Linked DNA regions of Homo sapiens: regions 1 and 3 are each linked to region 2. The links are chromatin contacts, found by Hi-C or POLR2A ChIA-PET in ENCODE. All regions are on one chromosome and are shown on one strand. Each heading gives the region's core, a stretch centred on a gene start or an enhancer-like site at or near the end of the contact. The rest is flanking DNA. Distances are from core to core; before and after follow the strand shown. Region 1 overlaps LARGE1 (LARGE xylosyl- and glucuronyltransferase 1). Region 2 overlaps LARGE1 (LARGE xylosyl- and glucuronyltransferase 1). Region 3 overlaps LARGE1 (LARGE xylosyl- and glucuronyltransferase 1).

Region 1 (2,700 bases), core at 138-2,637, 540 kb before region 2:
GCATGGAACAAAGAATGTTTCGGGCATTCCTGGGTGCTCTGCAAATACTGTTAGCTCTTATCTTCTCAGTTCCTTAAGAACTGGGGAAGAGGAAAAAGCAGTATGATTCCCACTTCACAGATAAAACAAGTTAGAGAAGTTAAGTGCCTTTCCCAAGGTCAAATAAATTCTAAATAAAGAGTACTCAGCATCAGTCAGCCATGGTGGCTCACGCCTGTAATCCTAGGGTTGTGGGAGGCTGAGGCAGGAGCACTGCTTGAGCCCAGGAGTTTGAGACTAGCCTGGACAATAGGGTCTGGGTTATGTTTATTTTTCTAAAAGGAAATTAAAAAATTAGCTGGGCAAGGTGGTGTACAACTGTAGTCCCAGCTACTTGGGAGGCTGAGGCAGGAAGATTGCTTGAGCCCAGGAGTTTGAGGCTGCAGTAAGCTATGATTGCACCACTGCACTCCAGCCTGGGTGACAGAGCAAGACCCTGTGTCTAAAGAGAAGTAAAGGAAAGAAAGAAGAAAGAAAAGAAAAAAGAAAAGAAAAAGGAAAGATGGAAAGAAAGAAAAAAGGAAAGAGAGAGAGAGAGACGCGGGAAGCAGTGGCTCTTGCCTGTAATCCCAGCACTTTGGGAGGCCTGGGTGGGCGGATCACTTGAGACTAGGAGTTCAAGACCAGCCTGGGCAACATAGCGAAACCCTGTCTTTACAAATGGTAAAAAAAAAATTGGCCCAGCATGGTGGCGCATGCCTATAATCCCAGCTACTGGGGAGACTAAAGTGGGAGCATCGCTTGAGCCTGGGGAGGTTGAGGTTGCGGTGAGCCATGATTGCACCATTCCACTCCAGCCTGAGCAACAGAGTGAGAGAGAGAGAGGAAGCAGTATGGAAAGAAATGAATTAAAGAGAGAAAATGAGAAAAGAGAGAAAAAGAAAGAAAGAGAGAGAGAAAGAAAGGAAGGGAAGGAAAGGAGTGGAGGGGAGGGGAAAAGAGGGAAGGGAAAGGGGAGGGAGAGTCCTCTGCACTGAAACGCAGGTCTGAATGACCCCCAGGGACAGCAACATCACCTACAATGTAGCATACTGCCTGACACATAGTACATGCTCACTACACAGTTTTTGAAAGAATGAGTAGTATCAATATATAGTTTCTCATTTTCAGAAAGCAAAAAAATTGAGATGGTCACATGAAGCTACCCAGGCTGCACAGAAGGTGGCAGAGTTTGCAATGGCGGGGGTTGGGTTGGGGCAGGGGCCTAGCACAGAAGTCCAATACTGAATAGGCCAAGGGGCAGAAAATGAACTCCTGCTGGGCACCCGCCATAGCCCCACAGGAGGCTATCATTAGCTCCTATATTAACTGAGGAAGTGAAAGAATGAGGAGATGAAGCAAGCAGCCCCAACTCACACACTTGATTAGTGTTGTGGAACCTGGCTTCAAAGGCAAGTCTGCGCAACCTCTGCCATGCCCCGCTGACTTTCGCCTGACATTTCTGAGATCAAAAGTGAAAGCTGTACATCCAGGAGCTCATTCTTCAGAAAAAGTAGATGAAGGGGCTGGAAGGAGATTTTAGTAAAACTCTGCAGCTATTGTCCATGCGTACAGCTTATTCCATTATTTTCCAATTGATCTGTTTGTTTTGGCTGTAATATTAGCTGGTTGCTAAGCAACTGCTCAAAGAGCTAACATGCTGAACTTTTTTTGGTAACCAAATAGAACCCCAAAAAAGGTGATATAAATCAGTGTTTGGGGGTACAAGCCGAGGGCTGCCAGTCGGCCTGCTCTGGTACCCTGGGGGTTTGGGAGTAACCTGGCCCCTTCGACAGAGTGAGCAGGCTGGCATGGAGGAAGGCTGCTTTCCTCCTCCTCTAATGCTAACATTTAACTTCTCTGGGGCCTCAGTTTGGTCACCTGTAATGGTAGTTACCTTAAAGAGCAGTGTGAAGAACAGAGGTAATGACAGACTGAGTGCAGCTGGCAGGGTTTCTGGCACATGGTAAGGGCTCAGTAACTTGTAACTGTCATCATTCTTAAGTAATTAACAAATGTGTTTTTTTGAGATAGGGTGTTGCCCTGCTGTTCAGGATGGAGTGCAGTGGCACAATCATGGCTCACTCTAGCTTCAGCTGCCTGGGCTCAGGAGATCATCCTGTCTCAACCTCCCAAGTCGCTGAAACAACAGGCATGTTCCACAATGCTCAGCAATTTTTTTTCTTTTTTTTGGAGATGGAGTCTCACTCTGTTGCCAGGCTGGAGTGCAGTGGTGCGATGTCAGCTCACTGCAACCTCTGCCTTCCGGGGTTCAAGCGATTCCCCTGCCTCAGCCTCCCTAGTAGCTGGGACTACAGGCATGCACCACCATGCCCAGCTAATTTATGGTATTTCAGTAGAGATGGGGTTTCACCATGTTGGCCAGGATGGTCTCGATCTTCTGACCTCGTGATTCACCGGCCTCGGCCTCCCAAAGTGCTGGGATTACACGCGTGAGCCACCGCGCCTGGCCAATTTTTGAAATTTTTTGTAGAGATGGGGTCTCACTATATTGCTCAGGCTGGTCTCGAATTCCTGGGTTCAAGCAATTCTCCCACCTCAGCCTCCTAAAATGCTGGGTGACAGGTGTTAGCCACTGCACCTGGCCAATATTAATATCTTGACAGAGCTTGGGTACAGAATTTTATGGGAGATCAGTGCTGAGAAAGTCAGTTTCTAGAA
Region 2 (2,700 bases), core at 146-2,645:
TTGGCAAAATACTGAGAGTAATATAGTTTAATCTCTATTAGCTTGGAGCTGTGAAACTACATTGTTGATTTATTTCTCACACAGTCAAAATTTGGTGTGAAAGGTTCTAGCATCTTTTCTTGCAAATATCTAGTATTTTACCACTTTTAAAGTACTATTGGATCTATTGCCCTCCTTCATCTTTACAGCAACCCTAGATATAAGGTAAGTACAGACAGTCCCCGATTTAGGATAATTCGACTTAGATTTTTCAGCTTTTTTTTTTTCTGGGAAAGGGTCTCGCTCAGTCACCCAGGCTGGAGCACAGTGGCGTGATCACGGCTCACTGCAGCCTAAACTCCCCAGGCACATGCTACCATGACCATCTAATTTTTCTAGTTTTTATACAGACAAGGTTTCGTCACGTTGCCCAGGCTGGTCTCGAACTCCTGGGCTCAAGTGATCCACCCGCCTCAGCCTCCCAAAGTGCTGGGATTACAGGCGTGAGCCACTGCACCTGGATGACTTTCCAGCTTTATGATGATGCAAAAGCAATATGCATTCAATAGAAACTATACTTGAGTACCCATATAACCATTCTGTTTTTCATTTTCAGTACAGTATTTAATATACCTAGGCTTAGGTTGCATGATTTTGCCCAAATACAGGCCAATGAAAGTGAGCATGTTTAAGGCAGGCTAAGCTAAACTATGCTGTAATGTAGGTTAAATGTATTAAACGCAAATTTTGAACTTGATATTTTCAACTTACGATGGGTTTAGCAGGATGCAATCTATGCTAAGCCAAGGTGCGTCTGTTCTGTTACTCTCATTTTTTTTTCCTCTTACAAATGTACAAAAAATGTTTCAGAGTTTTTGAGGGAGCTTTCCAATGAAAGTGACAGAAAATCCAACTCAAACTAATGCAGGCAAAATAAAGGACTGAATAGTTCACAATCTGTAAGGTCCAGAGGTGAATCTACCCTGTGGCAAGGTTTGATCTGGGTCCAGGAGATGGCCTGGTCCCTCTCCACCTCAGCTCTGCTCTCATCCACACGGACTTCATACTCAGATGCCATGCAGTAGCAAGACAGCTACTAGGTTGGATGTAGCTACAATATCCGCAGCTCCAACCTCTGAGTTCAAGGCCAGTGGGAAAGAACACACATACCTCTCAACAGCCCCAACAAAAGCCTCATCACATCTTGTGGGCTCCAACTAGGTCATGAAACCACCTCTAAGCCAATTACTATAAGCCAGTATTAGGAATAATCTGAGTCCTATGTCTCCCCCTGAAGCCCTGCACAATATCATCTCCACCAAAGTCCATGGGCTAAAGGGTGGGTGTGAGTGTGGGTCTCCCTGGGAAAACTAAGCAGGGTGAATAAATACAAAGTCAGAAAGCCAAGAGATCCTCAGCACAGGCTATGTGACTTGCCCTGAGTCACACTGCTACTAAGAGACAAAATCAGGACTCATGCACAAATCTCCTGGGACCGAGTACTCCAAAAATAGTGGCAAATTATTTTAAAGCACACGGGTGAATCACAAAAAGTCCTCCAAACTGAACCTCTTGGTCACAAATAACAGTCTAAAATATTTAACAAACTGCCAACAGGACTTCAAAGAAAGCCACTTACAAAATAGAAAGTTTGTAACATTAAACACAGTTACTGTTATCGAAATCGAAATCCCTTTATAGTTCTAAATGGTTCCTTACCATCTAGAAAGTCAGAACACTGTACTCAAAAGTAAAATCGAAAAGCTTTTTGATCTATTTTTGTCTCTACACGGACGTAAAGCACCGAATCCTATTTATTAAGTGCCTTCGACGCACGCTGTTGCTCTGGCGATTCGCAACTCGAAAATGACACTTACTATTCAGCTAGAGATTAGAATCTCAAGCAGTAGGGCATTTTTTAATAAAAAATTAAATTAAAAATAGATTTGCCATTGTCTGCTTAATAAAACTAGTAGCTCTGCTGGCTTAGAGGGGAAATAACATATTTCTTCGGATTTTTATATATTCATCTGAGCAGTGCTAAAAAATAAAACAAAGTTACTAATATTCATATCTTGAGCAATTGTACATTGCTTCTAACTATACATTCAATCTCTCTGGCACATCCACTGTGGCCCTGAGCAGCCAGTACAGGCTCTTCTACCAAAACGAAGCAAGCCACTCCAAAACCTGACGCGTGCAGGTGTCACGAAACACCAGGTGCAGCTTGACAGATGTGAGCCAAATAAGGAAACATTCAGCCCAGCACTGCCCAACAGTCATGATGTATATTTTCTACATCTGTGCTCTAAAATATGGTGGCCACTAGCTGCAGGTGGCTATTGAGACTAAGGAACTGTATTTTTAATTTTATTTCATTTCAACTCATTTAAAGTAGCCACATGCCGCTAATGGCTACTGATCTAGAGGGCAGCTGGGATGTTACTCTTGAGAATGTCTCCAGCATTTTACCTGTTGCTCTCTCTCACTCACATTTCCCATTCTAGCACAAACAAAACAAAACAAAACAAAACAAAACAAAACAAAACAAAACAAAAAAACCACAACACCTACAGTTCTCCAAACAGGGCATCTGTTTTGTTCCTCTGGGGGGGTCCTGTCTATGTTGTTCACGTGGCCCTGGATTTCCATACTCCTAGCCTTCCTGGAAGACATCCTTTTCATCCTCACAACCCAACCCAGGCTTTATCTCTTCTGTGA
Region 3 (2,795 bases), core at 204-2,703, 570 kb before region 2:
AAACCAATGACCAAATCCATTAAATATTCACAGTCAGAAACCCCACATTTTTGTGGCACCCCCATTACCTCCTTTTGGATATCACCAGTTATTTCTTGAAATTAAAGGACACTTCTTAAAAGGAGTTTTGTTAAATGAATGGAAACAAAGATCATGGTATATCCGACATTAGATCCTATGGGTCTGAAACCTCTTAGAATGCATATGGCAGATAAGTGACATTTCATAAACTTGAATGGCACTAAGCTGAATAATAAACCCTTAGGGTTAAAAAAAATGAGGAAAACGAAGTATATGAAGTACATGAAGATACGACTGTACAAGCCTCGCAGCTAAGCTGATTTCAGTATTGTATGGGAAGGCAGTAGCACATTTTAGTGGAAAGACAGGGGTTTTTGAAGCCAGCCAGATTTTGGTTCAAATTCTGGCATTCCATTAGCAGCCTGTGTGGTCTTGGGCAAGTCACATTAATTTCTCTGGGAGCTAGTTTTATTAGCTAAATAATGGGGATAATAATACCTCCCTTATTTTATAACATAGCTGTGAGGATCCATCATTGCCAACTACCATAGAAGTCTTGGTTCAATAAAGGGTAGTTCTTATTATCTCTACCAAGAGTGTGAAGGAGCTGTGTCTGAGAGGGGATTTGAATCACATTTCTTTCACTAACACAGAGCTCCCTAAAGGCCTGGTGACCACAAATGAAGCCTTAACTCAAAGACAGTAGAGTCTTTGAAAGGAACAGAATTAAAGTAGGGTCTGTCCTTTCATGATGGGGCACAAAGAGGCTATTAGTCAACTCAGCAAATATGTGCTCTGTAAATCAGCTCAACACATTCAGAGAGATCACTCTGAAGCAGCATGCTAAGTCAGGGTACAAGGGAGAGCTTAAAACTTAGTGTCTCTACCTGAGCCATGTAATCTAAGAAACAACCCAGGAGAAGCATTCAGAGAATCAATTACTATCCCCTAGAGTGGAACCCAGCTGTCTGAATATGATTATAGATCACCCAGGTCTATTTCAAATTAATTTTCAGGAAGTCCATGAGCATAGCAAGATTTGGCATATTTTAGGAGATTGCTGTCTGGACTGTGTGTGTTATTGGATGGATGTTGAAGGAAGAAGACTAGAAATCCAAGAATCTTCCTACATAGGTTCAAATTCTCTTGTCTGTCACTGTTTCATATCTGTTTCCTTCTTATTGGGAAAGGAAGTAGCATTGCAGGTTATGTGCCTTTGGATTCAAAGAAGTAGGATTTGATTTAAATTCTAGGTCTGCCATATATTAACCATGTGAATTTGGAGGAGTTACTTAATTACACAGAATGCATTCAGGTTCCCCAAGTAGAAATGTTAATATCCACTTTGCAGTTTTGCTCCAAGGGTTCGGTGAACTCATGCCTGCCAAAGGCTTCTGCACATAGTGGTTACTGAAAACATCTCAGTTCCCCTCCACACTGACTGTTAAGGGGACCAAATGAGGGAACCTTGTCCTTCCTCTCAACTGAAAGCCAAGATTAGTATTGGCTTATTTAAGCATGAAAACATCTGTGTGACACATTTAAAGGCCTGTTTTACCCCCCAGGGAATTGATGCAAAGAAATCAACATCTTTTGCAATTACCTCTGCCCAAATGGCTACAGCTCCCCACACATAAGCTGGGGCTGGCAGTGAACTGCTGCTCCCAGTGTAAGTTCTGGGAATGCAGGCTGCTGGCTCTGCGGACCTCAGCCTCCATTGGGTTGGCAGCCTCTCTGTTGAAGTTGGGCATCCGCCAATGTCTGAGCTCCAGCCTTCAGTGAGATTGGCTTACAGTGTAAGGCACCTGTCTTTGGGGAAATAGGATTTTCTCCTGTTGGTGTGAAGTATCAGTTTCTGGCCTTAATAAATTCACTGTACGTGAAGGTACATCATCTTCTAGTTTATGCCTATTGTGTAAAAATAATTAGCACCTTTCATTCTCAGAAGTGACCCGATTTAGATGACAAATTACATGGTCACCAGCTACGCCCATAAAAATGCAAGTGAAAGCAAGGTGGCTGGGCATGAGTCAGGGGCCAAGCAAAATTTTAAAAATAAAAAGGCTTTAGGGAATTAAAAATGGATTTTTAACATTGAGGAACCAGTGCTACCATCAGGTTTTCACTTGGCTCAAGTAGCTGGTAATGATTAATTCAAAACCTGTATCGGTATGTGTACATCTCCTAACAGTGGTCCTCTCTAGGGAAGGAGGAGAAATTAGTGAGTGCCTCTGTATCTGTGTATCTGTCTGTGTGTGCTTGTGTGTACACAGGGGAGAGAGAAAGTCAATGATATGCTGCTGGTAAATATTTAACAACTAGCTCTTGGGGATGGGGACAGAGGAATCACTGAACGTGGAAACTGGAAATATGCCCAAAAAGGCCTTGTGAGCATGTAGAAGCTGGCCTGGCACACCACTGAACAAATTGGACTTTGACATGTACTTTCAAAATTTTTGTTCTGCTTTATACATATATGTCACTTTTTATTTATAAATGCTTTGTATATAGGCTATATACTTGTATGCTCTGTCTACATATATATTTACATACATACATAAGCCTAGCTAGATCTATGCAAAAATTAGTCCTAATGGTAATTTTCCTAATTCTTGTATAAATTTCCGTGTAACATCCACTTGAGCATGTAACATCGTGAGTGATCTCACAAACCGGATTGCTATAGGGTCCCACATGACTACCAGGCCCAAGGATGGGATGTTCCCTTTACAATTGATTACCAGGATTTACCCTCCTAGCCCACATCTGGTAGA

Evidence for each region. A loop is a pair of places that touch in the nucleus more often than their neighbours do. ChIA-PET counts read pairs that join two places held with the same protein, here RNA polymerase II (POLR2A). Pooled maps may share reads with other maps.
Region 1: a map of OCI-LY7 shows a loop between it and region 2 (6-fold over the local background). The contact joins two enhancer-like sites. A Hi-C loop is called at or near these places in 1 of 168 maps with a recorded cell type or tissue (OCI-LY7), 8 of 37 single-sample maps with no recorded cell type and 5 of 50 pooled maps. POLR2A ChIA-PET finds 5 or more read pairs at or near these places in 2 of 52 experiments (BJ and OCI-LY7).
Region 3: a map of OCI-LY7 shows a loop between it and region 2 (9-fold over the local background). The contact joins two enhancer-like sites. A Hi-C loop is called at or near these places in 1 of 168 maps with a recorded cell type or tissue (OCI-LY7), 2 of 37 single-sample maps with no recorded cell type and 4 of 50 pooled maps.

What each region holds. Positions count from the first base shown.
Region 1 is chr22:33,298,349-33,301,048 of GRCh38, forward strand. The region is part of intron 12 of LARGE1 (LARGE xylosyl- and glucuronyltransferase 1); the gene reads right to left. Among named protein-coding and RNA genes, the nearest start is that of LARGE1-AS2, 140 kb to the left of the region's middle. RefSeq lists enhancers at 1,485-1,534, 1,545-1,914. Within about 2 kb of position 1,388, at least 5 of the 41 ENCODE cell types and tissues checked have a DNase peak (open chromatin) inside an H3K27ac peak, as active enhancers do; they include OCI-LY7, where a contact is called at or near this core.
Region 2 is chr22:33,840,421-33,843,120 of GRCh38, forward strand. The region is part of intron 1 of LARGE1 (LARGE xylosyl- and glucuronyltransferase 1); the gene reads right to left. Among named protein-coding and RNA genes, the nearest start is that of LARGE1, 79 kb to the right of the region's middle. RefSeq lists an enhancer at 1,481-1,540. Within about 2 kb of position 1,396, at least 3 of the 41 ENCODE cell types and tissues checked have a DNase peak (open chromatin) inside an H3K27ac peak, as active enhancers do; they include OCI-LY7, where a contact is called at or near this core.
Region 3 is chr22:33,270,043-33,272,837 of GRCh38, forward strand. LARGE1 (LARGE xylosyl- and glucuronyltransferase 1) reads right to left here. Exons shown (of 15, transcript NM_133642.5): 15 at 2,467-2,795. Among named protein-coding and RNA genes, the nearest start is that of LARGE1-AS2, 110 kb to the left of the region's middle. Within about 2 kb of position 1,454, at least 9 of the 41 ENCODE cell types and tissues checked have a DNase peak (open chromatin) inside an H3K27ac peak, as active enhancers do; they include OCI-LY7, where a contact is called at or near this core.